Linked DNA regions of Mus musculus: all the other regions are linked to region 4. A link is a loop called in an ENCODE intact Hi-C map of the cell type or tissue named here. Cell type or tissue: heart. All regions are shown on one strand.

Region 1 (4,000 bases), 140 kb after region 4:
TCTCTTTGCTCCAGTCATTCCTTCAGTGGGTGTTTGTTCAACTGGAGCCCCCCTCCCCCCACAAGCCTTCCTCACGCAGGCTCTGCCCCTTAGAGTACAGAGGCTTGGTTCCTCTTTTGTCCCTTGACAGATCCTTCCCCTCAGGATGACATCTGTGTTTCTGCCCACCACCCTCCTCTTGGCCACGTTACCAAAGTGAGTTTGCCGTGGCTTCTCCCAGTGTCCACGTAGACACAGCCCAGACAGTCACCATGCTTTACCTATCCATAGCATCCAGAGGTAGTGAAGCTGACAACTAAGAATAGCCATCACATACATATAAATTTTATTCGAGATTTGTGCGGTTATACAATTGATACTTCTTGACAACACTGCTTGTTATATAGCACCTGCCTGTGACAGGGAAGACTGAAGACATGTTACAGAGGAAAGGCCTGAGGGCTGAAGAGAGACGGAAAGTCTGTCTGTGTGAAGCCGTGGTCCTGCTTTGAAAGTGATGGAGGACACTGCCTTTCTTATCTAAGTGTTGGCCTGTGCGCTTCCTTGGGGACAGCCTCCTAATTGAACTCGGATGTGAGAGCTAAGCAGCTTGCACCATCAGCTGCCCCTGCCGATCTCTGTGTGTCCTAATGAGCTCTGCTGATTGAGAGCTGGTCCTGTTTAATCCTGGGAGAGCCCAGGAGTCTGTCTGAGCTTTGCTGAGCTGCTGTGACCCAGTTAAGTGAGGTTCTTAAAAGGACATGGGGGGGGGGTGGGAGGAAAAATCCAAAAATGTTGATGTAAGTCCAAGACACCTGTCAATTTTGTTCTCAAGGAAACATTAAATTATTCTTCATGTCTACAACTAAGTAAATTCCCTGCTTCCTTTGCAAATGGTATTTGAACAAAATATTTGATTGTGTTGGATAATTTGTGGACATTAGAATTGGGCCTAACAGTAAGCACTCTGTAGTGAAAACATTGTGATTTTTCTGAGAGCTTTTTTTCTTTAGATCCAGGGGTTTCTTCATTCTCGCTAGACTGTAAATGTATTGTTCTATCATCTATGGCTGCGAGCTGGGAAAGTTTCACCTGTATAGGCATTTGTTTGCTTTTTTCCTCACTAGAGGGACAGTATGATTTTGTGTCCGTTTACAGAAATTGCATATACTATAAATTCTAGCACACCATCAATATGCTTGGCATAAGATTTAGACTCTTGTGATCATTTTATTTAGTCAACACCCACCCCTCCCCAAGAAACACTTCTAATTCATATAGATATTTGATATGAAAACCATGTTGTGATTTTGAAATTCTTTCCTGTCTGCCTATGCATCTGCCACATGTGTGTGGGTAGATGCATGCAGGGGTCAGAAGAGGGGATTATATCACTGGGAATGGAGTTCCAGGTGGTTATGAGTGAGCACTATTAATCACTGAGCCATTTCTCCAGACCCTTAAATTATTTTCTAATTAAAAAAAAGTTATTTAACTTTATTTAATGTGTTTGGATGTTTTCCTTGCACAAAGTTTATGTGCCATTTGCATGCAGTGCTCAACTAGGCCAGAAGAGGGCAGCAGAGTCCCTGGAACTGGAGTCCCTCCTTAGCTGTCATGTGGATCTGGGAATTGAAACCAGGTCATCCAGGAGGGCATCCAGAGCTTTTCACTGCAGAGCCATCTTTCTTCCCTTGGAGTTATTTTCTGATAGAAAGGAAATACTGTTCATTATGATATTCCACAGAAGTGTTAATTGAATTGATTCCGATGTAAAAATGATCCCACACCAATTGTTGTTGTTTTTGTTTCCTAAGTGTCCATTACACATGTAAGCTATTTGCAAGCCCTTCCTCTTCCCTGTGGAATACAGTACAACTTATGGACAGAGTAGGGCTAATACGGACACACTCTTGGTATTGCTGTTGTTTGTGGTGAGATTTCATGTATCACAGGTTGACTTCCAACTCACGGTATAGCTGACGATGACCTTGAACGTCTGCTAAAATACCAGTACCCATAACATTTTGTTATTTGTTCCCCTTTTAGTGTGTGTGTTGCATGTATATATGTATGTCTGTAAGTGATAGGTTTATTTCTCTGCTGCCAGTGAAATGAGCCAATTCAAGCCAGATTGCATCGTATTAAAGGCAGGTGTACTGGGAAGTTACTCCCTGGCAAGTTCACTGGCTCTAAGGATTGAAGCCAGGGGAGTCACCATAGGGAGAGGGGAAAGAGAGAAAGGACTTGTGTGCAGAGAGAGAAGAGGAGGAGGAGAAGGAGGAAGAAGAGAGAGAGAGAGAGAGAGAGAATATGAATCGCAAAATGTCTGAATTATATAGAGTAGCGCTTCTGGGGAAGGTCAGCCTAGACCCTGGGTGGGAAAGTTCAAGGCTGGGGCAGGGCATGCCAGGTAGGGACTGTAGGGACTGAGGGACACTAGGAGAACCTTGGAGGCCAGGTCTGCTTTGATAAAACTTGTACCTTAGTCCCTTGTCCAGGGTCTAAAACCATGCAGTATGAATGCATTTGTGTAGGTATGTGTGCACGTGTATATGGAAGTCAGAGATTGATGTTGTGTCTTCCTTTCTTGCACACTCCTACACACACACACACACACACACTTACTTTATTTTACCCAGGCAGATGCATACTCTCACTTAACCAAGAACTGTTGGATCTGACTAGTCTAGTTGGCCAATCTGTCCAATGCATGGATCCTCTGTCAGCCTCCTGAGTGCTGGAATTGCAAACAAGCCACCAGGACAGTTTGACTTTCATGTGGGTTCAGAGAATACAGCCAGAGTCTTCATGCACTTTGCCCACTGAATCATCTCCCCGGTTCCACTCTGATACTTTTTCACTTTTAAATGATCTCCTGTATCTCTGGGTGACCTCGCAGTGGCTGTGGCATCTTCTGGTCCACCATCACCTCTTAAAGGTGTTTTAAAGATGTAGGTGGATTTTTTTTTCACATATGATCAACTCATAGTTTGAAAGTTGGACATTACTCGTGGGTGTGGAAATACAAACATCTCTCCCAAAGACCCGTCTCCCTCCTTCCCACAGGAAGGCACAGTTGGAGGCCGTGTGTTCTTTCAAATGGTACCATGCCTTCAGGAGCAAGTAGAGGGTGGCTTGTCGTGTTGTTTTTTGAAATAATACCTCGTAGGTAGCTCTGGCTGGTCTTGAACTCAGAAAGATTGGCCTTTGAAACTCAGTACCATTTGAGAAATGTTAAATATTCAGAATTTGCATGCATCAAATCAGACTTTTTATGGAAGAACTTTTTCAACTTTGACTTTCGATCCTTCTTGTACTTAAATCTCAGTCATTGGACTTTCTTCTCTCTTGAATCTAGAGTTGTGCTAACTGTCCCTAAACCTTCTCCCCCTTGCTGTCTGTTTCCATATTTAAATCACATAGGCTTGACATTTTTATTCTTCTTTTTACTAGAATTGTTCTGTTTCTCTTCCCCCCCCTCCCACCTCTGCTTGTTATTAGGGGTCATTTGTTTTGGGTGAGATTTGATGAAGAATAGATAAAGTTCTGGAGACCCGGGTGGGGCTCTTTAAAGTCCAACAGCTCTTCAAATTACACTTTTGGAAAAAGATGCAGAGGGCATCTGTGACTGTAACCCAGGGTTTTATACATGCTGAGAACACAGCCTGCAGCTTAGCTACACCCCATAGAGGTGTTTTTAATTAGGTCCTCAGTATTATTTTAGGTACATATATCCTATGTGAACAAATTAGAACACCTTCGATCCTCCTGTTATATCAATGCTGGGGTAAGGTGCTATTTTAATCTATTTTTGTGTTAACAGCATTTTTATCTGGAGACCTCAGACCATGCGTTATACAATTGCACGGAAAGTGCGTGTTTGGAGGAATTAAACATTAAGGACTGGCACCGTTGTCTTGCCAGCCGTGCACTCTGTGCTGTCTTGATACATAGATTCTTTAAAAAGGACTTCTCTCAAGGAAGGAAGAAGGTGGGATGCTCTTGGGACCTTGAGAAT
Region 2 (4,000 bases), 120 kb after region 4:
CAGTTAACTATAGATAGATTCTAATCTGCGTGGATACGCTATTAGGATAGTCTTCCATGGAGTGGGTTGTATGAGCGTATAGAGGAGGCTCCTATGTGCTCATGTGCACTCTCAAGATCACTCATTATACTCAGGTACTCTCCTTGTTGGTACAATAGCCTAATGGAAGCAAACTAAGGAAAGTGATTATTTTGACTCACAAGTGTGAGGGTACATACAGTTTACCATGTTGAGAAGTTGGGCAGCACAGTGAGAGGCAGCTAGCTGGTCACGTGAGATTCACAGTCAGGAAGCAGTGCTGGTGCCCCACCCACTTTCTCCAAGACTCCAGCTACACTGCCACCCACTGTTGGTGTGGGTTTTCCCTTTTTATTTAAACCTTTCTGGATACATTGTCATAGGCACACACAGAGATATCTCCTAGACGGATCATCTCTTCAGGTGTATGCAAGATGTAAGATGGTTGTAAGTCATCTTAAAAAGAAGCAGTAATTGTATGCTTTTCATTTCCCTGAACTACTTTATTAAAGAAAAGGGTTCTCTTCAGCATAATTCCTTAGTAGACTATCTAAGCATTTTTCTAAATTCTACCTTACTAGTTCTGTAGCTGCAGTTGCAGTTAAAAGCTAGATGAAATCATTTTGTTTTCTTTTTCTTTTTTTGTTAATTATCCTACATAGCGTTCAGGATATTTTATCTAGGCATACTGGTAAATAAGAACAGTATAGGTTGTTGCTCTCAGTTTGGTATTTATCACATACCAGGCACTGGCTTTTATTTAGACCCTGTAGTCTCCTCGTCAAGCAGGATGTTATTTCATCATCATTCCAGGAGCAGGGGACTAGAGGTAGAGGACAGCTGGCCTTCTTGACTAAGTAACCAGTGGCGAAGCCCGAATACCAGACCAGGCAGCTTTATTCAGAGCTAGACCCCTACTTCATCTCCCTCACCATCAGGACTTTTGAAGCCCCAGTAGAATCTGTCTCGGAGTGCCCATCCCTTGTATCTTTTTAAAAGCATTACTTGGGATAGCAAGACCGCTCAGCAGATAAAGACTCTTGCCTCCAAGTCTAAAGATCTGAATTCAATCCTTCAATCCCACATGATAGGAGACACTCAATTAGTGCAAGCTGTTTTCCAACCTCCACACGTGTGCTGTGACACAGACACACCCACATATATACGCAGACACGCAATAAATAAATGTGATTAAGCTTTAAATTACAAAATTAAAAAAAAAAAAGTCTTCGGATCAAATGCATCTATCCCAACGTGGTTGTTCATTTCTGCTAAGTCCAATCTTCTCTTTGCCTGTGTAGATATGCCTCTTCATGTCCGCCGGAGCAGCGACCCAGCTTTAACTGGCCTTTCCACTTCTGTCAGTGATAACAACTTTTCCTCAGAGGAGCCCTCCAGGAAAAACCCCACCCGCTGGTCCACGACAGCTGGCTTTCTCAAGCAGAACACCGCTGGAAGTCCCAAAACCTGCGACAGGAAGGTAAACACCTCCACTCATTTCTATAACCCTTGGCTTCTTCTGTCCTTGGTGCCAGTCAAGTGTGGCCATGGGCTCCTTGGGCATGTGCTGTGGCCCTGTGTGAGCATTACTGATTTTCTCATCCGTGTGTAGAGACACTAATGTATAGTTTGTTTACATTTTTTTTTTGATGAAATTCAGTGCTGTGCATTGAGTATGATCTTCTGATGGATCCGTGTTTTGAAATGATAATATATCAGTAGGATTAAAAAGGTAGCCCCACCCCTTTCTCATGCCTATGCCCCTCCCCTTTCGTCTTCCTCAGTTCCAGGGATGGGAGCCAAGGCCTTAACACTATAGGGAAGTCCTTTAACGCTAATCTATAAAAACAGCTACTGAAGAAAAACTCAAACACAAAGCATTCCCTATAAAGCACCTTTCCTTTTTTGTTTCTGGGTTTTTTCTCTTCTCTCTTCCTAGATATTTCTTCTTCCTGCTTTCTGTATGACCTTCTGGAGATATTTTATGCACAAATGAGCAGAACCCTACATTGGTTGAGAAAACGTATCTAAAAACTGAGAACATCATAGGCCCAGAAGCATAAAAGTACAATTTGTGTGTTTTAATCTGTTTCTTTCATCATTTAACCCATGTTTTTCTTTGTTCAGAGTGGAATTGTGCTGTCTGGTCATTGTGTAACTTGCTCTTTTGACCTCAGTTACTTAGCCCAGTAAATACACTTTAGTCTATTAACCTTGTTTTCAGTGCCCTTTATCACCCAGTCCTATAGAACCCCCTTCTGTTCTGCCATGTCTCTAATCTCGTAATGAACTTTAAGCCATGTTTTCATTTTTTCATGGGTATATCTCCAGAACAAGAGTCTGTGAATGTATTTCACTGTAACCAGTAATTTCACACAGCGTGGCGTGAGGAACGTGAAGGTGTTAGCACATAGCACCAGTCACAGTAATATCAAAGTGGGCGTAGCTTGAGATTATTGTATTGCTTTGACTTACTCTTTGCATTTCTGTAAAAGTTCCTAGTGAAGTTTCTTTTAATCGTGTTTTACATTCTGACAGACTCTTGTCTTTATTAGTATTAGTTCAAGTGGAAGTAAAAACCTTGGGGGATATATATATATATATATATATATGAATGAAATAAGAAGAATTAGGCAAGTGGTATAGTTCTGAGGGAGGGCTGTTGCATGGCTTCAGTCCCCAGCACAATGACAATGTAATAATAAAAACCAACATGAGTCTTAAAGGGCAAATATAGAAGGAAATGTTGCTTTGGGTTGTTGGTACCTGTGGATTTAGCTGTTAGCCTTACTCTCAAAGACTCTCTAAGGAACCACATGAGGTTGCCTTCTTGTTTAGGGCAGCTTAAGCCTGCGAGGACTTGAAGTGAACTGTCCAAAGAAGCAAAACACATCCCTGAATAGGCCTCCCGGTATTTAATATTTGTCAGAATTCACTTCTATAAGTATTTACAAATTTATAAGCTAATGAAGTTTATAGTTAAAAAAAAATATTTAAGTTTCATCCAGTCATGGTTGGCAGGCTAGTTGTGTGAGTGTCACAGGGTTTCTGTTGGTAAATCAGTATCTTTGGCACTTGAGTTAGGTGTAGTGGCAGCAGACAGATCTGCTTTGTTCATATTTGAAACATGAAAGGCCTTAATACTTAGAATTATTGGGAAATTTCCCACCACTAGATTCAGACCGGCAGAATAATTTGTATGCAGACTCTTACTTGCTGAGACTCCAGGGAGCCATCATCCTCCTTCCCACCTCTGCGGCAGAGCACGGCATGCAAGGGGCATATTGAGACGCTTAGAATAATTAACCAAATGCACTTCTGCCTTTGTAGTAAATAATATGTATCTGTCATGGTGGAACACCTGGGAAACCAGGAGAATAGGATAATGTAAAGTCTCCAGCATGGAGATGTCAACGGTGGGCAGCCACCCACCCCAGACAACCTTTTATCAGATCTCATGGCCAAGAGGCATTAGACTTGATTAGAATTTGGTTGGGGGTATCAGTGAATGAACAAACACACGCACACGTGCGCGCGCACACACAAACACACACATACACACATTTGTGCACACACATGTGCACACACATGCATACATGTGCCACATGCACACACACACATACATGTCCTTCTATGTCAGCTCTGCATACCTGCATATTCAGTATTTCCACATTTTTCTTCTACTACGAAGATTTTTCCTTTTGAATTTTATTAGAGAACATTTTTAAACAATGAAATATTCCACTGTACAGTGTGCTCTGATTTACGACCCCTTTCTCGGACATTTATTTATCTATCTCTTCTCACATTGTAAATATCCATATTGGTACACAACCTTGATTGTCTTTCTTAGAAATGGTGACATGTCCAACAAGCCTTTTCTCTACCACACAGAAGAATGCTCAGGGGTACACACGGCCACACTCCCCAAAGCAAAGATCTGGATCCATACTAACCCCTAGATGACATTGTGTCCTCACAG
Region 3 (4,000 bases), 130 kb after region 4:
TTAGAAATGTGTCCATGGGTCTGGCTTACCTTTGGAAGCTGAAAGCTTTAGAAAATACCGAGGGGCTGACAGTGTGGGGGCGTATACTACAATTCCCCCACCTGTTCTGTCATTCCATCTAGACCTTTTAACCTGAAATTTTTTAGGAGAGAAGTGTTAATACTTTGCCTTGGCAGATTGCAGGCATATGGTGCAACTACCTTGGTTTTGGAATGATTTCTTTAAATCTACGTCAGATGAAAAATGTGTCGGTAAATTCACCCGCAGACTTACCGGTGTATGTTTGGATGATGGTGCGGATGAAGTACGGTGGATCTGGCACCTGCTGTTCACTTCCTCTCTCTGCTTCCTAGCATACTGCTTCCTTCCCTTGGCATTATGTGAAAGGTTTTGAGGCAGCAGCGTGCAATTTTATTTCCACTATTTGATCGGAGATAAAAACATCTAGAATTGTGTGTTTATGAAAGAGACTTAAATGTGGGCAGGTGCTTCTTGTCTTTAGAGTCAGAAGTATACAACACTGTAGAGTGTTTCCAGGTTGCTTTAGACTTTCATTGTTTTCAGAGTTAAGTGGTAGTTATCAAATAACGCTCTCTGTCTTATTGTGGCTCAAGAAGATGAGCTAGGGAGTCGGCGTGTGGCTCAATGAAAGAGCACATGTCTATCATATGCCAAGACCTAGGTTCTATGTACAGCAAGACAGCTTCTCCCCCAACCCCCATCCCCCTCCCCCTGAGAACTTGCATACACACACACACACACACACTCTCCCAGACTCTTCTCAGAGTGTTCTACATTTAGTCTGATGTGAAGTACTTTGTTGTGATTTCTCCTTTTACAGTTAGTTGAAAGAGTTGACCTGGGCAGTTTATTGCCAGCTTGGCACAGGTTAGAATTGCCTGAAGGAAAAAAAAAAAAAAGAGAGAAAGAATCTTAATTGAGAAACAGCTGCCAATAAGCCTGTAGGGAAGTTTGTAGGGGTGTGTGTGTGTGTGTGTGTGTGTGTGTGTGTGTGTGTGTGTGATTAATGATTGATGTAGGTAGGTATGGTTCTGTGGGCTAACTACCCCTAGGGAGGTGGTCCTGGATGGCTTAAGAAAACAAGCTGATGAAGGCTCGAGGAACCAGCTAGTCAGCAGCTCTCCTCAGTGGTTTCTGCTTCAGTTCCTGCCTCCAGCTTCCTGCCCTCACTTCCCTCAATGATGGGCTGTTATTTGGATGTGTGAGCTGAAATAAACCCTTTCCTCCCCAAGTTGCTTTTGGTTCTGGTGTTTTAATCACAGCCTTAGGAACCTAATGAAGATGAGTGTGTGGTTAAACAGTAGTCCAGCCTTCTCTGGTATGACAAATGCTGCTTGTCTAGTGCGGCCAATCCAGGGACGTTAAGTGCCCGTGTGGCTTTCTTTGAAGGACCTCGAAAATGAGACTATGAAAGCTTTTGTTATCACTGGCTGTCCTACAGCTCTGTTTTGTAATTATATCAGATGTCAGGAGAAAGCACTTTTGTAACTCAGAAAAAAATGTAAATTCCCCTTTTGGGTTGTGCTTCTCACTGCCCTTGGCTTGTTTTCTGAGAGAAAGAAGAGCTTCCTACTGGTGTGTGGAACGAGGTTCTTGTCATAGACAGTTTCCCAGAAGACACTTTACTGTGGATTTCTGAAGATTAGATAGTATGTCCTGGTGTCCAGCCATCTCTACATAAATGTAATTCCTCAGTAGGGGCTGCATAGTTGTTTTGCCACACATGTGTATAAAAACTTAGGAAGGGGCTGGAGAGATGTCTCAGCGGTCAAGAGCACGGACTGCTCTTCCAGAGGTCCTGGGTTCAATTTCCAGCAGCCACATGGTGGCTCACAACCATCTGTAATGAGATTTGATGCCCTCTTCTGGTGTGTCTGAAGACAGCTACAGTGTACTCATATACATAAAATAAATAATTCTTTAAAAAGAAAACTTAGAGGGTTGGGCTCTAGGAATTGTTGGATATCATGTAAGCTAACTATTAAGTATTTGAAAAGTAGTTATGTGTGTCTTCTTCTTACTCAGAAACCCTTGAGGAATGGGGTGCAGTGGCCGGATTCCCGGAGGGACTGCCGGTTGGCTCACATCTTGCCTAGCATGTCCTAGAGAACTTGTCTGGTTGGTTTCTTCCTTCAGATAGACAGAGGATAAGTTGGATGCTCTCCAGTCTCCCCTCCAGTGTCCAAACCATGTATGGCTTTGGGGCAGAGCGCTACCTAGCATGTTAAAGTCCAGAGTCGATCCCTGGCATTGAAAAAAAAAGTGCATAAGAAAATTTCCTGGCATTCTGGGCTACCGAAGAAAATAAGGAATGATTGGGGAAGGTGCTCCAAACAGAAGAGCCTAAGAGTTTGAGTGTTTGTCACTGGATGTCAGATCTGCTCTCTAATTCAGTCTGCTGACTCCTGAGACATCTAGGAATCTGGTTCCTTTAATTGTCTTCCTGAGTCACTAGTTCTGCCAGGCCCTCTTTGTACAGGATCCATCCATGTTTCTAGCCCATGTTGATATGTATTCCTGGAGATGGTTTTCTTGTCTAAGAGGAACACAGTCACCAACCACTGACCAGAAAACTAAGTTACAGGTAAGAAGGCTGCACTTCAGCTCTCAGGGCACCTGTGAAAACTAAGTGAAATTTGTATTTGATTTCCACCCCCGAGTTGCCTCAATGTATGCAATTCCCACAGATACCCTCAAATCTGAGTGGCGGTAGCGATGGTGGTATCTAAAACACTAGCTCCAAACATTTTGCAAAAGGAATATTAAACCCATATTGTATTTGGCACAGGGTCCATCATTTCCTTATTTCTAACTGTTTTAGTGAGGATCTAATTGGTCTACACTGATAACAACTACTATAAGCTCTCTGCCCTTATTTACAAGGTAGCTGTTGAACTTTCTTATGACGGGTAAACCAGGATTATAGTTTCTGGTTAAATATCCTAAAAATAGCTTTTGTTGCTCTTGGGAATCATTTCTGGAAGGAATGATAAGCTGAGGTTGCTGGGATGACTCAGCATGTAAAGTCTGACACACTGAATATGGCTGTCCCTTGGACATAGAAGACAGAAAGAGGAAACTGATTCCTTCAAGTTGGCCTTTGTCTTCCATATGTATATGCCCTTGCCTGAATGAATAAATGTATTGGAGGAGGAGGAAAGGGAGGAGCAAGAGAAGAGAAGGAGGAAAGGGAGGAGCAAGAGAAGAGGAGGAGGAAGAGGGAGAAGAGGAAGAACAGGAGGAGGAAGAGGAAAAGGAGGAGGAGGGAGAGGAGGGGGGATGAAAAGAGGAGGAGAAGAAAGAGGAAGAGGAGAGGAGGAAGAGAAGAAGGAAGGAGGGGAGGAGGATGAGGGGAGGAGGAAGAAGAGGAGGAGGAAAAAGAAGCAGTAGTAGTAGTTCTTGTTGTTGAAGTACAAAATTGAATTATTTTTAAGTCACAAGTTCTGGGTTGAAAACTGTGTGATTTTAAAAGTCTTAATGTCACGTGGGAGCCCTTGGGATCATCTGATTCACAGAAGGGGAATGTGAAGATTTTATGTGTTGAGTGTTTTGTATTTTACAATATTGTGAGACTTGGTGATTTTTTTTCAAAATATGTCAGGAGTTTCTGCACAGAACCGGCCCAGATTGTAACTGGTCTTTCTGTGCCGGTAACAGGAGCGTCCCTCACCTCCATGGTCATGGTGAACAATCTGCGTGTTCATGGCATTGTGGGGAAGGTGGGCTGTTGGTTTTCTGAGACAAAGCTGCTGTCAGGAGTGGATGGTGCTGTGGAATTTCTTCTTGTTGAATTGTGGTTGGCTTCAGGGGAAGTATAGTAGAATACCCCTCCCTGCCTCCCCCGGAAGAGGTATATCCCACAAGCAGCTTGCCAGGGAGCTGAAAGTTAATATGCATTTCCCAGGCCAGGGACTTTTCACACCTGCTGATGCCCATAAAGCATTCATGACAGGAGAGTCCCTGATCACAGCAGCCACAC
Region 4 (4,000 bases):
ACTTCTATCTTCCCAGAGCACAGAGGCCTTGTAGAAGATCTTTTGAGGATCCTTGTGTTCAGCCTGTGTAGCACTTTGCCTGTAGTCTCTGCATCTTGAAATGAACAGGTTTGCTCAGTTCCCTGGGATCCTCAACACCTGCTGGCACCTGCTTGCTTGTGTGTGATTTCTATACAAGAGGATTGTTAGAATGTACGTCTGCTCCTTAAAGAGAATTGTGAGAGTGTTTGTGGAGGGAATATCACAGCCTGTTGTCTTTTGTTTATATATGTGGTATGTGATGCCCATTGGAGGCAAACCATGTGCTTGATGCATTATTATTTATGTCCTTAAAATCCCCCATAGCAGCGCTCCTTTTTTGAGTGGTCAGGGTGAGGGAAGCTTGAATGTGGTTTTCACTGCCTCAGGTGTGGTCCCTTTTCTACTCTATTAGGAACAAGGTTTCTAGTGTGTGTGTTTTCTGTGTTTTGTTAAAGGAGTGGCACTCATAACACACACCCATTCCGGAGGCATGCTTCTGGCAGAATCTTCATCTATCTTCAGGCCTGGCCATTTTTAGTTCCAAAGATAAGAATTCCAGAGCAGAGAGAATCTGAGATATTATGCTAATGGTGTTCCGATCCTAGGTGTGGTTATAAACAGTCTTCAAAATGACTCAAGTCATGCATCTTTCCTGCTGCTCAGAACTGTGAAAGAAACCTTTATAAAGCATGTATATGGTAACAAGGGAAAGGATGTCTTTGGATGGTTCATAACTGATTTCTGAATCAAAGATAAACATCCTTAGAGCTCAGCTTCACACATGATTTTGTGGCTGTTGCCCGGAGGGAAGTGGCTGGGCAGTTTTGTGGTTTACCTGGAGATGGAAGTCCTTTGTTTTGCTGTTGGGGCATTTCCTTCATGATCCAGAAGAGGTCGCTGTATGCCTGTAGTTGAAGGCTATTGCTGGATGATAAGTGACCCACGTCTGCATACTTTCGGGACGGAGCTGGTCTGTTTTGTGAAGATAGATTTTATTTTAAGATGTTGTCATAGAGGTTTCTGTAAGTGTTCAAACAGCATTGTGAGGCGTCTTTGGAGAACCCAGGTTCCCGCTGCCTGCCTGTTCTGACTAGAAGAGACTGCTTCGAAAGCCCCTTGATACCTACCCTACTTGGTTCCTCCCCTACAGACTTGATTTGACTTTTACGAAGGAAATCTTGCCAGTGTGAACCTATGGGTTAATTTTGATTTTTGATGTGTAACCTCCAAAAGCAACTCAGGCTTGTTAAGTTTTATTTATTTCAGAAAATTTAGATATTTCTTTACGTGCTCTGAATCCTGGAGAAATGGCTGCTGTACCACCTCCTCTTTTTGCAGACAGGCTCTCGCTGTTTTTCCCACTTTGGCCTGAGATGTGCTGTGTTGGAGCCCAGGCTGGCCTTGAACTCGTGATCTTCCTACTCAGCCTCTCAAGGTGGGAGTTTGTGCCACTGTTGTGTGAATATGGCTGCATCTTAGAGCACACATCCTAGCTAGAGGGTCCACTCTCTCCCTGCCCACCCTCCACTGTGTCTTAGGAAGCATCACTCTGTCCTCATCACCTTAACAAATGTTACGTTCTGTAGACCTGCCCTTGCTAGTGTTCTCTTTTCTTAAAGCTGCAATTAATTTGTGTATATGTTTATACACGTGTGTGCTTGCTGATTTTACTCTGGATTTTTCTTACGTGGAGGTTTTGAAAGTGAGTAGACAGGTCTGTAGTGACATGCCAGCAGAGTTGTTTTATACCAATCGAATAACAGGGTACTACTAAATCTTTAGAGGTGATCTCTTCATCATTTCCCCCCATTCTGTTTAGCCTTTTCTCCTGGTCCTCCCCCCTTTCTGCTCTGCTTTGAGTTACCACTAGAGGGCAGCGCAACAACACATCATTCTGTGAGAGCCTCCTTGTTTCTCAGTTGGCAGGTGTGAGGGACACTTTTGAGAACAAAGCACATTATTACTGAACACCTAAAACCCAGTGGCAAAGCAGCACAGTGAATTCAAACACACGATATGGAAAATTCCCAGCATTCCCGTGGCAGGGCTCTGGGGTAAGGCTTCACACACAGGGCCACTTGCAATCAAGAATGACACTTGTGGGTGGAACGAGCCTTAATGCTAGTGGGTACTGTCATTGTACAACTTCAAAATGCGTGTCAGGCCTTTGATAGTGATGGTTTTTTTTTTTTTTTTTTACTTCGTTTTAAAATCCACCCTTTGACTTGTTTCAAGATGTCAAGATAGGAAGAGTTAGCCAAGAAAAAGCCTGTGCATAGCTGGCTTCATCTTTGCCTTAGAAAAGAATGAGAAAGGAATTCAAATAAAAGATATGTCGATTAATTTATGGGTCTCGTGAGAAGCCGTGCTCACGGAGCCCTGTCCAGCAGGGTTGTTTTACTTACCGTTCTCTGGAGACAAAGCAGTCACAAAATGAGGCCACTTACTATGTAAGCCATTGTAGCTCTCTGCAAAGCACATGGGCACACTTTTAAGGTTATTTTGTATCAGTGGTGTGGAGCTTGCTTTGCCCACACCCTTGGTTTTCAGTACCATTATTCCCTCCTTACTTCCTCTATTGCTACATTTAGGGTTTTGAATGCTTAGCTTAGTAAGCAGTTGTCTCTATGTTGGTTTCTATGTTGGATGACAATAGAATTACTTTGTTCTTCCTGATTTTCACATATGACCGACTTTCCTCTGACTGCTGTGGACTCCTGTCTTGCACCTGTGTCCTGGGTTCTCCGCCACAGCACTGGGATCGCACCTGGTCCTGCTTCTACTTGTAGATCCTCCAGCACGCAGGCGAATTAACACAGACAAAGCCCATTATGAGGCAAACCATTTATTCTACTAATTGGTTGGCAATATTCATTTTAATGGGACCTGGCATGTTAACTTCAGCTGTGCTGACTGACTGACTGAGAGGCAGTGCGGGCCCGTTTGACCTTCAGTTGTCAGGCTCCTCCATGTCCAGTGGCTGCCCCGGTTAACTTATACTTATGGACTCTCACCACTGGCCCTCACAGACTGGGTGATGATATTTGGAAGACAGCCGCCAGCGCTGACTGAGAACTAGAACACTGTTGTGGTGGAGCTCAGCTGGGAGTTAGCGTGAGGCTGGGAGGTGGTGTTTGTGAGAGGCTTGCACAGGGTGGAAAGGAGAAGATGAAGTAGAGGTGTGTGTGGGAGAGGAGTAAGAGAATCCTTTTGTTCACTATAGGCTTACTCTTTACTAGAGCTCATCCTAACAGATTAAAAAGGCTCTTGATTCTCGTGAAGGCGGGTTGCGGCTTCTTTTAGTCTGTGAGGCTCTGAGTGTCTGTGGGGATGCAGACAAGTCTCCAGGTGATGAGTTGTTTCTGTCTACAGCCATGCCCTGTTCAGGAAAGAACACATTTGCCTCGAACGATCCTGTGCTTATCACTAAACAGTCATTTGTGGACCTTGTGACTACCCTCAGGAGTTTCCACTCCTGTGGGACCCGCACAGTCTTAATTTATTATTACAGGAGTTCATGGTGGTGGAGAGAAACTAGAAAAAAATATGTAAAGTGTTAAGTAAGTAGAGTGCCCTGAGCCACACCCATGAAGGGAAGAGACCATGTTTTGTTTGTTTGTTTTGTTTTTTTAACTTTGCTTTGTTTTGTTTTGTTTTGTTTTTTGTTTTGCATTTGTTTGGCGTTTGCTTCTCCATCCATCTACAATCTTCTGCACCCACATGAGCATTTTAAGCACACTGACCTGCAGATAGCTTCTTGCTAGATAGTGCTATTCTCTGCTATGTCTCAGATGTGTTTCTGTATCAGTGAATAGAGACCAATTCTTCTCAACAGTCTTAGTAATTAGTGAATAAGTACAGACCTCATTACTTGGTAATTCGTGGGTCATTTCTTACAACCCCCACTCTCCCGTTTCCGTTGTTGCTTTCAGGTTGTTTCCAGGGCTTATGTCATCCCATGATTTGGAGCCACCGTTGT
Region 5 (4,000 bases), 1.4 Mb after region 4:
AGCAAAAGCTGCTGCTACAGAGGCCACAAAGAGGTGCTACTTATGGTTTGCTCCCTATGGCTTGCTCAGCCTGCTTTCTTAGAGAGTTCCCAAAAAACTAGCCCAGGGGTGGACCACTCACAATTGGCAAGACCATTCCCCACACTTTCACTAATTAAGAAAATGCCTTATAGACCTGCCTATAGCTGGATCTTATGGAAATATTTTCTCAATTGAAGTTCCCTCCCTCTGATGATGGCAGCCTGTGTCAAGTTAACATAAAACTAGGCAGCAGTAAGTACCTAGTAAATATTAATTATTCTTGTTGGTGATATACTGTTGGTAACTGAGTATTAAAATGTTTACCCATTCAATGGGATGTTATAAAATATGCTATTGCAAGAAGGCCTAGGTAGATAACTCAGTTGACCTGAGTTTGAACCCCAGAACCCTAGTTTAAAAAAAGGGAATGATAGTGTGTACTTGTAATACAAGATCCAGGAAGGTAGATACTGGAAAATCCCCGTGGTTTGCTGGACAGTTAGCCTAGTCTAACCAACAAGTTTCAGGCCAGTGAAAAAAACCTATCTCACAACAACAGTAGGTAGCATTCTAAGGAAAATCCATGACTGGCCTCTGTACATACACACACACACACACACACACACACACACACACACACACACACACACATAGTACAGTAGGTGACACATAGTACTTACCCCATAATACTAAGTCAGTATTATCATGAGTCAGTACACTGAACCAGAAAGCATTTGGCATTGACTGAAACTTCTAGAAACAGTGCCACAAGACTGTCAAAACAACATCTTATGGTTTTGCTAAGGCTAAAGGAAAAAGGTGTTTGGACAAGTGGCCCTCTGGAAAGACTTCAGGGCTGGCAGTGGAATATTACCTCCTCTGACCACAACCAAGGAAAGCAAAAGAAAGAAAATATTGCTACTGGGCTGGAAAGTAGCTAAGTTCACATATCCCCTCTCTGTACTAAGATAGGCAGGGTACAGGAGAGAAAACACAAGGTTGACTCCAAGTTAGATGTGGTCAACCTGGCAAGGAGGTTCAGCTCCAAAGTTATTTTAGGTGGCAACAGCAGAAAGTTGGTTTGAGGCTGTTCAATTATGTTACCCTCCCTGCACGCATACCTCCTCCAAATACAGAATCTGGATAAGATTAAATAAATGTTCAAGTCCCCATGGCTCACCTGGCACAATCCCCTGAAAGTGCATAAGCAAGCAGGTCTGTCCAATGTTTGCTGAGCTAACGGGATGCACTTCACTCTCTGGGTGTTCCCAGAGGTGCCTGAGCTGTACATTTTCTCTGCCCATGTGGAAAGGGCTGAGCAAGCACTACTGTTTAATACAGCTATGCTTACCCAGCCAGCACCAGAGTATTACTACAGTGGAATGTATTACATGCAGCTGGCACTTTGTCCATCTGTTTACATTTAGAAAGGCACTCACTGCCAAGATTAGGAGTCCCAGTACCCATGGCCCAGAAAGCACAAGCTAACAGTTAGAAATAAAAGACAATGAAAAAAACACATGTAGCTGGATGGCTCACTGGACTCAGAAGGCCTAAGAATTTCTTGGTAGAATTTCAGATGAGGCAAAAATACCTGATGGGTCTCTAGGGACCCTCCCTACAGATACCACATTGGCTCTGGGCTACTTTCACCATGCTACCATAAGTTCCTAGTAGTAAGCAGAGACATGCATGGAGCCTGGTATCTGAATCTCTAAATGTAGGGTGAGCTCTACACTGTGACCTGGTGGATCTATGAGTTTCTACCAAGTTACGCATCGTGTGATTTCAAAGCTATGTTATAGATACTCATCCACCAAAACTTTCCCTGGTTCTTTTTTTTTTTTTTTTAATAATATTCATCCTAAACTCTGTGAGGAGATATCTCATGTCAGGTTTGGGTGTTCAAGTGGGTTGTTGTTTTGATATCTGTGGGGAGAAGGTGTACATATACATATATACAGGGGCCAGAGGTTAGCCTTTTTCAGACACCATGTACCTGTTGTTTTGTTTTATGACAGGAACTCTAACTTGCCTGGACCTCCTGAGTAGGCTAGGCTAGCTAGCCAGTGAACACCAGGTTTCTTCCTATCTCTACAATCTTGGTTCTGGGATTACAAGTGTGTGTCACCATGCCTAACTTTTTAAGTGGGTTTTGAGGATTGAACCTAGATCACCATGCTTGCAAGGCAAGCACTTTACCAACTAGCAGTTACCTAGCTCTTGTGTAGGACATCTTTTCATACACCTCTTGGTCATTTGTATTTATGTAGAGAAGCCAGAGCTTTGTGACCTGATTGGGATGTAGAGAGTAAATTCTAGAGCTCTAATACAGGGTATGTCCAGTGAGAAGCAGGGTGTTGCGCCTTCAAAATCTGTCAAGAGGGTATGCTATGTCGCCACCAAGGTGAGGGGGCACAAAGGAGCAAAACAAACTCATAGAAGTGCAGGATATATCACCTCGATTGTGACAAAGGCATTGTTGATGCTTGTAGTCATTTGATATCACTGAATTGTCCATATTCGATACATGCACCTTTGTACAACCATTATATTTCCATGAAGCTCTTAGAAATAAGACAAGCTAAAAGTAATCTTGTATGTTTAAATATTTAAAAGCAAGGTTAGGGCTGGGAAGATAGATCAGTTGGCAAAATGCTTTCTTTTCAGTCAAGAGGATATAATCTCAATACCCAGAACCCTTATAAAAGACAGGTGTGGAGGTGCATTTTTATTAGTCCAATTTTGTGGGGAGTGGGGAGGTGGTAGGCACAGGGATGCCTGGGGATTGATGGCCAGTCAGCCTAGATGATTTGGTAGGTCATTGGCCATGGCACACCCTGTCTTAAAAATAAGTGAGGAATGGGACCTAAGGATGACCTCTGTCCTTTATTGCGCACGCGCGCATGCGCGCGCGCGCGCGCACAGACACACACACACACACATTCACACATATACATACATACATATACAAAGAAAGAGACTTGCATATCAAAAAAGACTGTGTGGCTTTTACACCTTCTTTCTAAGCCATTAGCACAAAGTCAGATGTCTACCCACCTGTGGAAGAAGACATGTGCAAGAGGGTGTGAGCACTACAGAGATGCCCAACATGACCCCAGTCCTGACTCATAGGTGAAAAAATCAGCTCATGATCCCAGCCATGCTATGTATAGCTTGAGGGTGTTAAGCCTGCTTGTTGAGTTATCTCAATTAGGAGCAGTCTGAAGGAGCTCCGGGGAAAGCATTCCTGCCATATTATCTGAACTTCAGGGCTCAAAATCCATGGGCAGAAGACAGTGGAGATACACTACAAGGTTTAGGAAAAATTCAACACTAGGCAAACCTCACATCCTTTAAGACTGAAGGCAGAACAGCCGACACTATCCAGTACTGTGTTCAGTACAGCTTGAGTCCTAGAATGTTGGCTAGTGGTAGCAGGGGAATGAAGAAAAGACAGACACACAGACATGCATACAATGGAGCTGGGATTAGGTTAGATTCTCTAACTGCTACCACTATCACTGAAACTTCGAACTTCAGCATATTTATTAGGTGCAGCACAGTGGGAGGGGTTAGCTAATCCCAGAAGGAGGTCTCTGTATTTCAGCTATCTAGGCTATAAACATCCCTAAGGAGGAAGCTTCCATTGCTAGTCTTTGCAAACACTGATCAATTGTTTATAAACAAACAATACTCTGACTCCCAAGGAACACTTTGCCATTCCTCTTGAGTCTGACTCATATGGATAATGACTTTGACAGTTTGCCATGCATCACTTGGTCTTGTAGTCCTTGACAGGCCATGCCTATGTCAAAATACACATTTATTCAGGGCTTCCTCTGTTCCCTACAATCTGCCCACTCTCCTGAATGACAGTTTCCACATATAGGAAACTATTTTCAAAATAATCTAAATCCAGAGGCTGAGGATGGCTCCATGGGTAAGCATGTTCTGCATAATCACAAGAAGATGAATT
Region 6 (4,000 bases), 76 kb after region 4:
CAGAAAGCAGGCTTTCACCTGCAGGCACGAAGTTAGGATCTCTCAAGGGACAACATAGGAAAAAACACATTCATCACCCCAGAGGAACCAAGTAATTATTGACCATGGCCCGGGGAGACAGATACACATTACCCTAAATGCCATGTTCCAATGTAGCAACCACTTCAGGGAGTTTTTATAGTAGTAGATGAAGATATAAAGTGTCATTTTTAAAAAAAAAATACATGGTGAGAACATTAGCTAGACAAGACACAGCAAGATTTGGCAATCTCTACAATAGGCCCCAGACACTGTCTTTCTTCTCTTTAGGTTGGTTGGAGCTAGAGAATCTGTGTATTGCAAAGGATTTCCCTGATCACAAAAATGTTAGGTCATATACCCAGAGGTGGGCAATGAAGGGTTTTTAAGGGTGCCAAGGACAGTCCAGGATAATGTTTTATTTCACTTGAAAGTAATTTTTAGTGTGTATATTTATGCACGTAGCATTCATATACATGTATGTCAGACCCTATTTGTGTGTTGTGGTGACCATAGGAAGTCTTTGTGTATTTTCTTCTGTTATGTTCTGCCTTACTTATTTAAGACAGGTGAATAGAAGCTTGCTGTTTTGGTTTTGGGATTACAGATACATACAGTCACTCCTAGGTTTTTACATGGTTCTAGGGGACTTGAACTCATGTCTTCGTGCTTGCTCAGCAAACACTCTTACCCACTGAGCCATCTCCCTGGCTGTGACATTTCAACCTGGAGTGTGTAGAGCGTCTCACGGAGCTTTAGTTCACCTTATGTAAACAAAATTCACTGTTTTGTTTGGGAGATACCTAGAAAACATTTAAGGGCAAATAAAGGTCCTATCTAGAGGGTTCTATACATTTAGGCCTGCAGCTTACTTGGCTAATATGTAAACATTTCTTTGAAAATAGTTTTGTATAAAGACCCACAGTCTCCATGTTGACAGTCTTCACAGCCAGGGTTAATTGTGCTGGAATCACTGAATTTTAGCTGGCAGAGTCTTCAGTCAGACTCCAGGCTTAAGAGGCTCCTTTTTCTTCTTATATCCGTGAGAATTATGAAAATTTCCCCCAGTCCTCTATTCTTCCTCTTAATGTTTCTATAAGCTGATTGTTTAGTCACTGTGTGTCCTTGGACTTACCCCCTGCCTATCCCTCCTACTGGGAGACCAAACCCTGTGTGCAATTCCCACCTCTGTGTCACTACCCACACCACACATGCCAAATCCGTTAAATAAGTCCGGGCTCTGTATTTCCATAATTATACATTTTAATTGTCTTTTCACTCCACTGCTTTCCTATTAATCTGGGCTCTGGTGACTTCTTTATTATTGGAGTAGCGGGCTGTAAACGGTTTTCCTCTTCTGGTCCTTTGTCTGCACCCCTTGAAACCCTCCATAGAAAAAATGCCTACAAGATGGTGTGTCTTTAAGGAAGCATTGGTCTTCGGGATATAGAGTATATGGCTTAGCTGCCATCTCCAGGACTGTTGACATGCTCTGACCAGACTCTCAGGGCTGAAACTTCCTCTTGAATAAATAGTAGCTTACTAGTGACCTGTGCACTTGTTGCTTGCAGGAAGCAGCCCAAGCAGTTTCTCATCACTAATACCAGACCCCGTTACTGAGCTCAGACTGGTAAAGAAAACGTTCAGGCCCACACAGCTGGTGGGTCACCTTTTTGCCCCTCACTCACTTCAGGGAAAGAAACTGTGCCTCCCCCGTCCCAGGATATCTTCTGGGACATTTTCTTCTAGACATTAGGCAAGGTTGAGGTCTGTTATCCTCAGAATCAGTTTCCTTTAAAATGTAGCTTCTGAATTTTTTTTCCCCCTTAGGTAAACTCTCACCAAGTTCTGTGATATTTACTCCTAAGGAGATTTGCATTGTGACAAAAGACTTAAAGTGACTCCTGGGCTAGATGGAGTCCTTGTAAGCTATTGTTTTTTGTTTTTACCACTTACATGGGATGCTTGTATGTTATTTCTTTACTTTCTTACCCATTACATGTATGTGATGCTGTGTGCTATTGTTCTTCTGTTTTTACCCACCACATACATGGGATGCTGGTATGCTATTGTTTTCATATATGTGTGGGAGGGAGGATTGGCACACAATTAGTATTTACAGTGTGTTTACCTTTTAAAGTACTGCTAAACGGGTTGTGCTAATGAAGAGTTGATTAACATTTTTTATTATTTGGTTGCTTTTAGAATACACCTGCCAGATGATTAAAATGAGCCTAATTTAATCAGCATGGTACTGTACACCAGAGATAATTTAAGCTAATGTCAAGGACATCTTCATCTATCCTGCAGAAGATGCTAAAACAATGAACAGAGCAACAAACACTTCAGAAAATGTTTGAAGCTTCCTGGCTGTGCCCCAGTGGATATTTAAAACCCGCCCACCCCCTTTTCTTTCCTTTTGTATGCAAATTAATCTGATAGTCGTTTTGTAATGTAACATGGGGCTTAGATTTTTATAAAACAAATTGACTGACCTTGGGTCTTTTGCTAATATTGGCTCGTGGTTGTCAGTGTGCGCACTGACCGTTCAGTATGTGTCATCTCCAACTTTCAGTGAGGACTTTGAATAGAAAGTATGTTCTGGTGCCATGGGGAGGGGGGTGTTTGAGACTAGATCTATATGTAATGGCTTATCTGTACTTGACTATACTCCTGCTTCAGCCTCCCGAACACTAGTAGGACAGGCTTGCCACCCACTCCCCACGATTGGTGCCTTTGAACTTGAAAATAAACCAATTTTTCCTTTTCATCTTAGGTCGCCCGTTTTCATTTTATCTGCCCATCTCCACATCTTAATAGAGTCGTGTGAATCTCCTTTATCCTTTGAAGCAGTTAAACTTCTCTTTATTTTCCGGTCATGCTTTTAGAGGGAGCTAAGTTGCCAGTGGGTGTCTTGTTCAAACAGTGAACTCTGCACTCCCAGGATTTACCGACTCCCAAGTGAGTTCCCCATAGATGTGGCAGGTTGCCTTGGAAACAGGCTGGTTTCTGCACTGAAAGTGCTGTCTTGTATTAAGTGCAGAATGATGCTCTGCTGACCTCTATTGCTTCCTCCCAGGTCTGACACAGAGTTGAGGTTTTCTGTGACTTTGTTCTTGTGACTGACTCAACAACAGCTTCGTTCACCTTTTTTTTTTTTTTTTTTTTTTTTTTTTAACAACTTGGTTAACCAGTCTCCAAAATGTGGAACAAAGTGATTTTTCACATTTCTAATTTGTGTTTGAGCATTAATTGCCCCCCCCCCCCAAATAAAAAACACCAAAGTTTTAGAGTGACTAAGACTAAACTGGCAGGAAATTTTTGTGACTTATCTCCTTTATATATGTTCCTGGATAGACTGTATACACTCTGAGTTTCCAGACATAGATGGAAGTCACTTATACTCTCAAAGACCTCTGATCCAGCACAGCCTGCCAAGTGTAGCCTCTAGCAAGAAGGGAAGTGCCCCAGGACAGTGAAACAGGCGGGCTTCTGGCTCAGGGATCTTCAGTAGCTTAAGAAGTAAAGGAATAAAGCAAGTCTTCCTAAGGATCATGGCTTTGGTCTTTATAATCTCTTGAAAGAGGGATACTCACTTACAGGCAGAGGGAGACAGCTTGGGGAGTTCTTTCATAGACCTCTACTGAGGGAAAGCTGGAGTAACCACTTTTATCAAGAAGAAAATTTCAGGCTGAGCTAGTGTGAAGCAGAGTGGAGTTTGTTAGGAAAATGATGTAACGTTTCTGAAATCTTTCAGAAAATGCTTTCATCCAGATTGAAACTGGAATAATGAGAGACAGACTCAGACAGACTCAGGGGAAGGTCAATAAACACTGTACATGCATCTGGTCTTCTTAAGACAGCTGTATTTTAAGGATAGCTCTGTATATGATTTTGTCCACCTTTGAAGTTACATTGTTCAAAGTATTAGAAAGGTTAAATAACAATGTTTCGCTAGACACTGAAGTATAGAGAATTTCCT
Region 7 (4,000 bases), 1.2 Mb after region 4:
CTCACTGTCTTCTGAAGTGACTATCTGTCGACTGTTTTATTTCTCTCTCCTAACAGATGCCATGGTGGCTACACAGAGCTGGAGTGACTTAATGAGCTGGGGGGTGGGGCTGAGGGGGTCACTCTCCAAGATTTCTGCACAAAACAAAATAATGCCAGAGCCTCTGCAGAATCACACCACTGAGCTGGCTAACGTCATTAGCTGAGATTCTGAGCGTTGGTTGCAACATTAGTTCTTCTTGAAGACCTAAAGCTTTTAAAAACCAATGGGAAGCGAATCTGTAGGACCAACCCACTCCAATCTAAGAAACAGCCAGAAACATCTAGCAATTGGAGAAAACAACATAATTTATATTGTCTTCTTTTTAATTTATGGGAAATGACTTCTGTAATGCATGTAGCTTTATGCATTTTTGATGTGCACTTCATCTTTCATTTCCATTTGACCTGGTTTTCCTGTAATAAAATTCCTTAGATTTATAAATTCATGCTGAGAGCAAAGAATGCCATTCTCTTTCCACAGGGAATCTATTAGATGTAATATTAAAATCTATATATACCATTACTGGATGTTTGTGATTGATAGGCTTATACATTTCAATATTTCATACCTGTACTTCCTACATAGTTTATGCACCAAATTTTTATTGCCTAAAATTAAGCATCAATAAATGGGGTGGCATTTGCAGGCTGTGGCTCTCCTGTGCGAAACCCATAATAGAGAGTGACAGTAGCGATCTATGCTGAATTGTAAACCAGCCCAGAGTCTGGTTTATTTAGCTATTAGAGAGTCACTCCAGCATTTGAGGTTTTGTAGTGGTGGTGGTTTGTTTTTCAGTAAAGGTTGAAAACTGGAGAGCTTTTCTTTCCTGGGATGTGAAGACATAGCTCACCATCTGTGATACCCAGACCTCAGTGGCCGAGGCTTCCCCTAACATTTAGTAATTAGAATTAATGCTGTGTGGCTATTTATTTTTCTTTCTGCCCCATTGCTTTGATCTGGTCTCCAAGGCTGAACAACTTGGATAAGTAAAGCCGAGTTCTTTCTGCATCACCAGCTGCACTTTGTTCTCTGCTGATTTGAGTCTCAAAAGCAGAGATAACTCAAAATCACTTAGATTTACAGGCAGATAAAACAACAACAAAAGGAGGTTAGGCTTCAGGCCAATCAAAGTCCTGGAAGACAGTCCCCACTGGTCAATGACACTGACCAGGCTTATCATCAAAAAGCCACTTGCAAGGAGTGGCACAGCATCTTTTAGGCACCTTCCACTTAGAGCGGTTCCTTAATGTGATTACACTTCTTGGAAGATAATTAAGTCTAGCAGGAGCTCCCAGGGGGCTGTGTTAACATCAATTGAGGGGGTTTAATGTTTTTAATGCTAGAAGACCTCTTTCTTTGGAAGGAAGTTTGGGTGTGAGGGAAAAGCATCTCAGATCACAGTAGGCTTTCTGTGGATGTGGTGCTCCTGCAGATTAAAGAGTGTTCCTTAGTGGTGTGGTGTACTTTGTGTCTAGGGTCACACGGAGGGTTTATGGGGGACACTTTGGAGTTCTCTTAACTGACAGAATGTTTGCTAATTGTCAATACACATGTAAAGCTAGAAGACTCAACTGGTTGCAGGGAAGAGATCTGCTAACATGTCATTTTTGTTGCAGACAAATGTGGCGGGACCATAAAAATCGAAAACCCAGGGTACCTCACATCTCCCGGTTACCCTCATTCTTACCATCCAAGTGAGAAGTGTGAATGGCTAATCCAAGCTCCGGAACCCTACCAGAGAATCATGATCAACTTCAACCCACATTTCGATTTGGAGGACAGAGACTGCAAGTAAGTGAGGGAGTTTGAACAGGGCGCCATAGCACCATCTAGTGGTCATGAGTATCCGTGCTGAGAAAGTAAATGAGCGGGTCCGGATGAGCTCAATTGTGAGTGGTGTGGAAATGAAGTTACAAGTGGCTGAGTTCACCCAATATGTCAGGCTGTGTTTAAATGTTTGTCCTCCTTCTGTTGACACGTTTGGTTTGGGAAATCTTTTGTTAAGAAATGTGTGGTGTGTGGTTCTTTCTGGAAAGGGTTTTGAGAAAAGGCTTGTGTTTTCTTAAGTATTGTGGGTCACCAGTATACATGATCTGCAGATGGTGGAGTCGGGTGTTTTTTAAACAAATCTGTGGCGCATTTAATGATTTTTAGAAGATTTCTCATGGCTGGGGACTATAGCTCTGTGGCAGGAGCTACTCCAGCACTCTGATCTGAAAGATTGTATCGAGTTTGACATGAAAAAAGCAAGTGAATTAAAGGGTTTGTTATTATCGCTATTTTGTTTGGTTGGTTGATTGTTTGATAATTTGTTTGCAACAGGGTCTCACTATGTAGCCCCAGATGTCCTGGAACTCATTTTGTTGTTCTGGGTGGCTTTGATCTTAGAGATCCACCTGTCTCTGCCTCCCAAGTGCAGACATTTGCTAGTGTGCTGAGCTTAAGCAAGAGTTTCAAATATTAGGTTAATTGTGGACATGTTTATGAATATGACTTTTTAAAATGCATAAATGCAATGAGAATTTAGGTGTGTATCGGGTTAGAGTCAATCTGCCTTACCTGTCTGTCTCTTTCAACTTGAAGTTACTAAATATTGGTCTATGAAAAGTTTCATTATCCCAGTAACATTTTACTGTAGAGACCATCTAAATGATGCCCATACACTTTAAATGGAAATCCTGGTTGTAGATGTGGTATTTCTGCTTTTGCATTGTATGAGGTGGACTTCATAGCTCAATGCTCTCCACATCCAGGACAACCTCTTAGTGTCTTGCCCACATGATCCCATATGATTTCACTCTGAAGTACTTTAAGGGAGTTAGGTCTCCAGTTTGAGCTTGAATAGTAATCTTGATGAAGACATGGGCCAATTCTTACTTTGAACTTAGCCGTGTTGGAGACATTTTGAATGGTGAAAGCTGCTCTGTTTCATACTTTTATTCTTTTGTAGAGAACAGAGTGATATGAAAACATTCCCACATGCACAAAGGATTCAGAAATCTGTTGATTTTGTAGTGTGGTGACAACCAGATTTCCATAGTCAGGCTATCAAGATTTCTACTTTATTCAGCTTTATTCATTGTCTAGTGAATTAACAGAAACCTATAGACAGAGGATGCATCTGTGAATGATTGACATACAGGCCTGCATTCTGATTCCAGTTTATTCAAGTCCCAGCATTGGGTTGACTTTTATTTTGTCTCCCCTCCCCCCCTTTGGAAGCAGAGGACTGAACCCAGGGCTCTACCTTGGGCTAAATCCCCAACCGCTAGATTGTAGAATTAATAGTGTTCCAGTGCCTTCTAGAAAACAGGGCATTGTTTCAAATATGTTGTTGTTTGGAAGTTCTGGGGGTCAAATCTAGGGCTTCATGCATGCTAGGTAAGGGCTCCATCACTGAGCCACACCAGACTTATTAATATTCTTTGTAGTGATTATTATAGTGCTAATAGTGTAAATAACTTTGAAACTGTGTTGTTGTATATCTTTTTACATCTTGACAATCTGCTATAGGAGATATTTTCAAGAAACTCTGGCAACACATGCTTCCCTTCAAAATAAAGTATTCTTAGATTTCAATAAGCTCACATTTACCGATTTCTGACCAGGAAAGTATGACCAGGTAACTGTGTGACAGAATGAAGTCCTCTGAGTAGTCCTAGTCATCAGAGGTGGTGTGGTAACAAACATTCATCAGCCATGCTGAGGAGGAAGCAGATCAGGTCCTGGATTGGGATTTTGCTCATTTTCATGTCTCAATCGTTCCACCTGTGGACATTTTCCAACTTCTTGTGTGACATCACCTCATATACACTTGCAAAAAAAAAAAAAAAAAGGAGGAGGGGAATGTGTATACAGCAATGGTTCTGAGAGCTGGCGCATGCTGAGCCCAGGACATCATGCAGTAGAAGCTTGGGAGCAATGCTAACTGATAAACTCTATGTGTAGATAGTGCTTT

The links. Peaks named below come from ENCODE experiments on the same cell type or tissue, not always from the same donor. Only the 100,000 strongest peaks of a DNase experiment are listed, where the experiment ranks them.
Region 1: it touches region 4 in a loop (3-fold over the local background); 6 of 42 quality-filtered maps call a loop at or near these places.
Region 2: it touches region 4 in a loop (2.2-fold over the local background); 2 of 42 quality-filtered maps call a loop at or near these places.
Region 3: it touches region 4 in a loop (2.6-fold over the local background); 3 of 42 quality-filtered maps call a loop at or near these places.
Region 5: it touches region 4 in a loop (2.6-fold over the local background); 5 of 42 quality-filtered maps call a loop at or near these places.
Region 6: a loop joins it to region 4, with 2.0 times the contacts of the local background. A loop is called at or near these places in 5 of 42 quality-filtered maps.
Region 7: it touches region 4 in a loop (11-fold over the local background); 16 of 42 quality-filtered maps call a loop at or near these places.

Annotation. Positions count from the first base shown.
Region 1 is chr8:127,330,382-127,334,381 of GRCm38, forward strand. The region is part of intron 5 of Pard3 (par-3 family cell polarity regulator); the gene reads left to right. Among named protein-coding and RNA genes, the nearest start is that of Gm9909, 120 kb to the right of the region's middle. In heart, a CTCF peak has its summit at 1,550 (motif pointing right); a DNase peak (open chromatin) is centred at 580.
Region 2 is chr8:127,305,011-127,309,010 of GRCm38, forward strand. It overlaps Pard3 (par-3 family cell polarity regulator), which reads left to right. Exons shown (of 25, transcript NM_001309391.1): 4 at 1,320-1,498. Among named protein-coding and RNA genes, the nearest start is that of Gm9909, 150 kb to the right of the region's middle. In heart, no CTCF peak of the experiment used is centred here; no DNase peak of the experiment used is centred here.
Region 3 is chr8:127,315,056-127,319,055 of GRCm38, forward strand. The region is part of intron 4 of Pard3 (par-3 family cell polarity regulator); the gene reads left to right. Among named protein-coding and RNA genes, the nearest start is that of Gm9909, 140 kb to the right of the region's middle. In heart, no CTCF peak of the experiment used is centred here; no DNase peak of the experiment used is centred here.
Region 4 is chr8:127,189,631-127,193,630 of GRCm38, forward strand. All of the region lies in intron 2 of Pard3 (par-3 family cell polarity regulator), which reads left to right. Among named protein-coding and RNA genes, the nearest start is that of Pard3, 130 kb to the left of the region's middle. In heart, CTCF peaks have their summits at 902 (motif pointing right) and 1,878 (motif pointing right); a DNase peak (open chromatin) is centred at 2,011; H3K27ac peaks cover 791 bases.
Region 5 is chr8:128,543,325-128,547,324 of GRCm38, forward strand. No RefSeq gene overlaps it. Among named protein-coding and RNA genes, the nearest start is that of Gm32643, 52 kb to the left of the region's middle. In heart, no CTCF peak of the experiment used is centred here; no DNase peak of the experiment used is centred here.
Region 6 is chr8:127,265,788-127,269,787 of GRCm38, forward strand. All of the region lies in intron 2 of Pard3 (par-3 family cell polarity regulator), which reads left to right. Among named protein-coding and RNA genes, the nearest start is that of Gm9909, 190 kb to the right of the region's middle. In heart, no CTCF peak of the experiment used is centred here; no DNase peak of the experiment used is centred here.
Region 7 is chr8:128,361,561-128,365,560 of GRCm38, forward strand. Nrp1 (neuropilin 1) reads left to right here. Exons shown (of 17, transcript NM_008737.2): 2 at 1,659-1,833. Among named protein-coding and RNA genes, the nearest start is that of Mir1903, 4.3 kb to the left of the region's middle. In heart, CTCF peaks have their summits at 1,872 (motif pointing left) and 2,076; DNase peaks (open chromatin) are centred at 121 and 1,871; H3K4me3 peaks cover 2,783 bases; H3K27ac peaks cover 1,301 bases.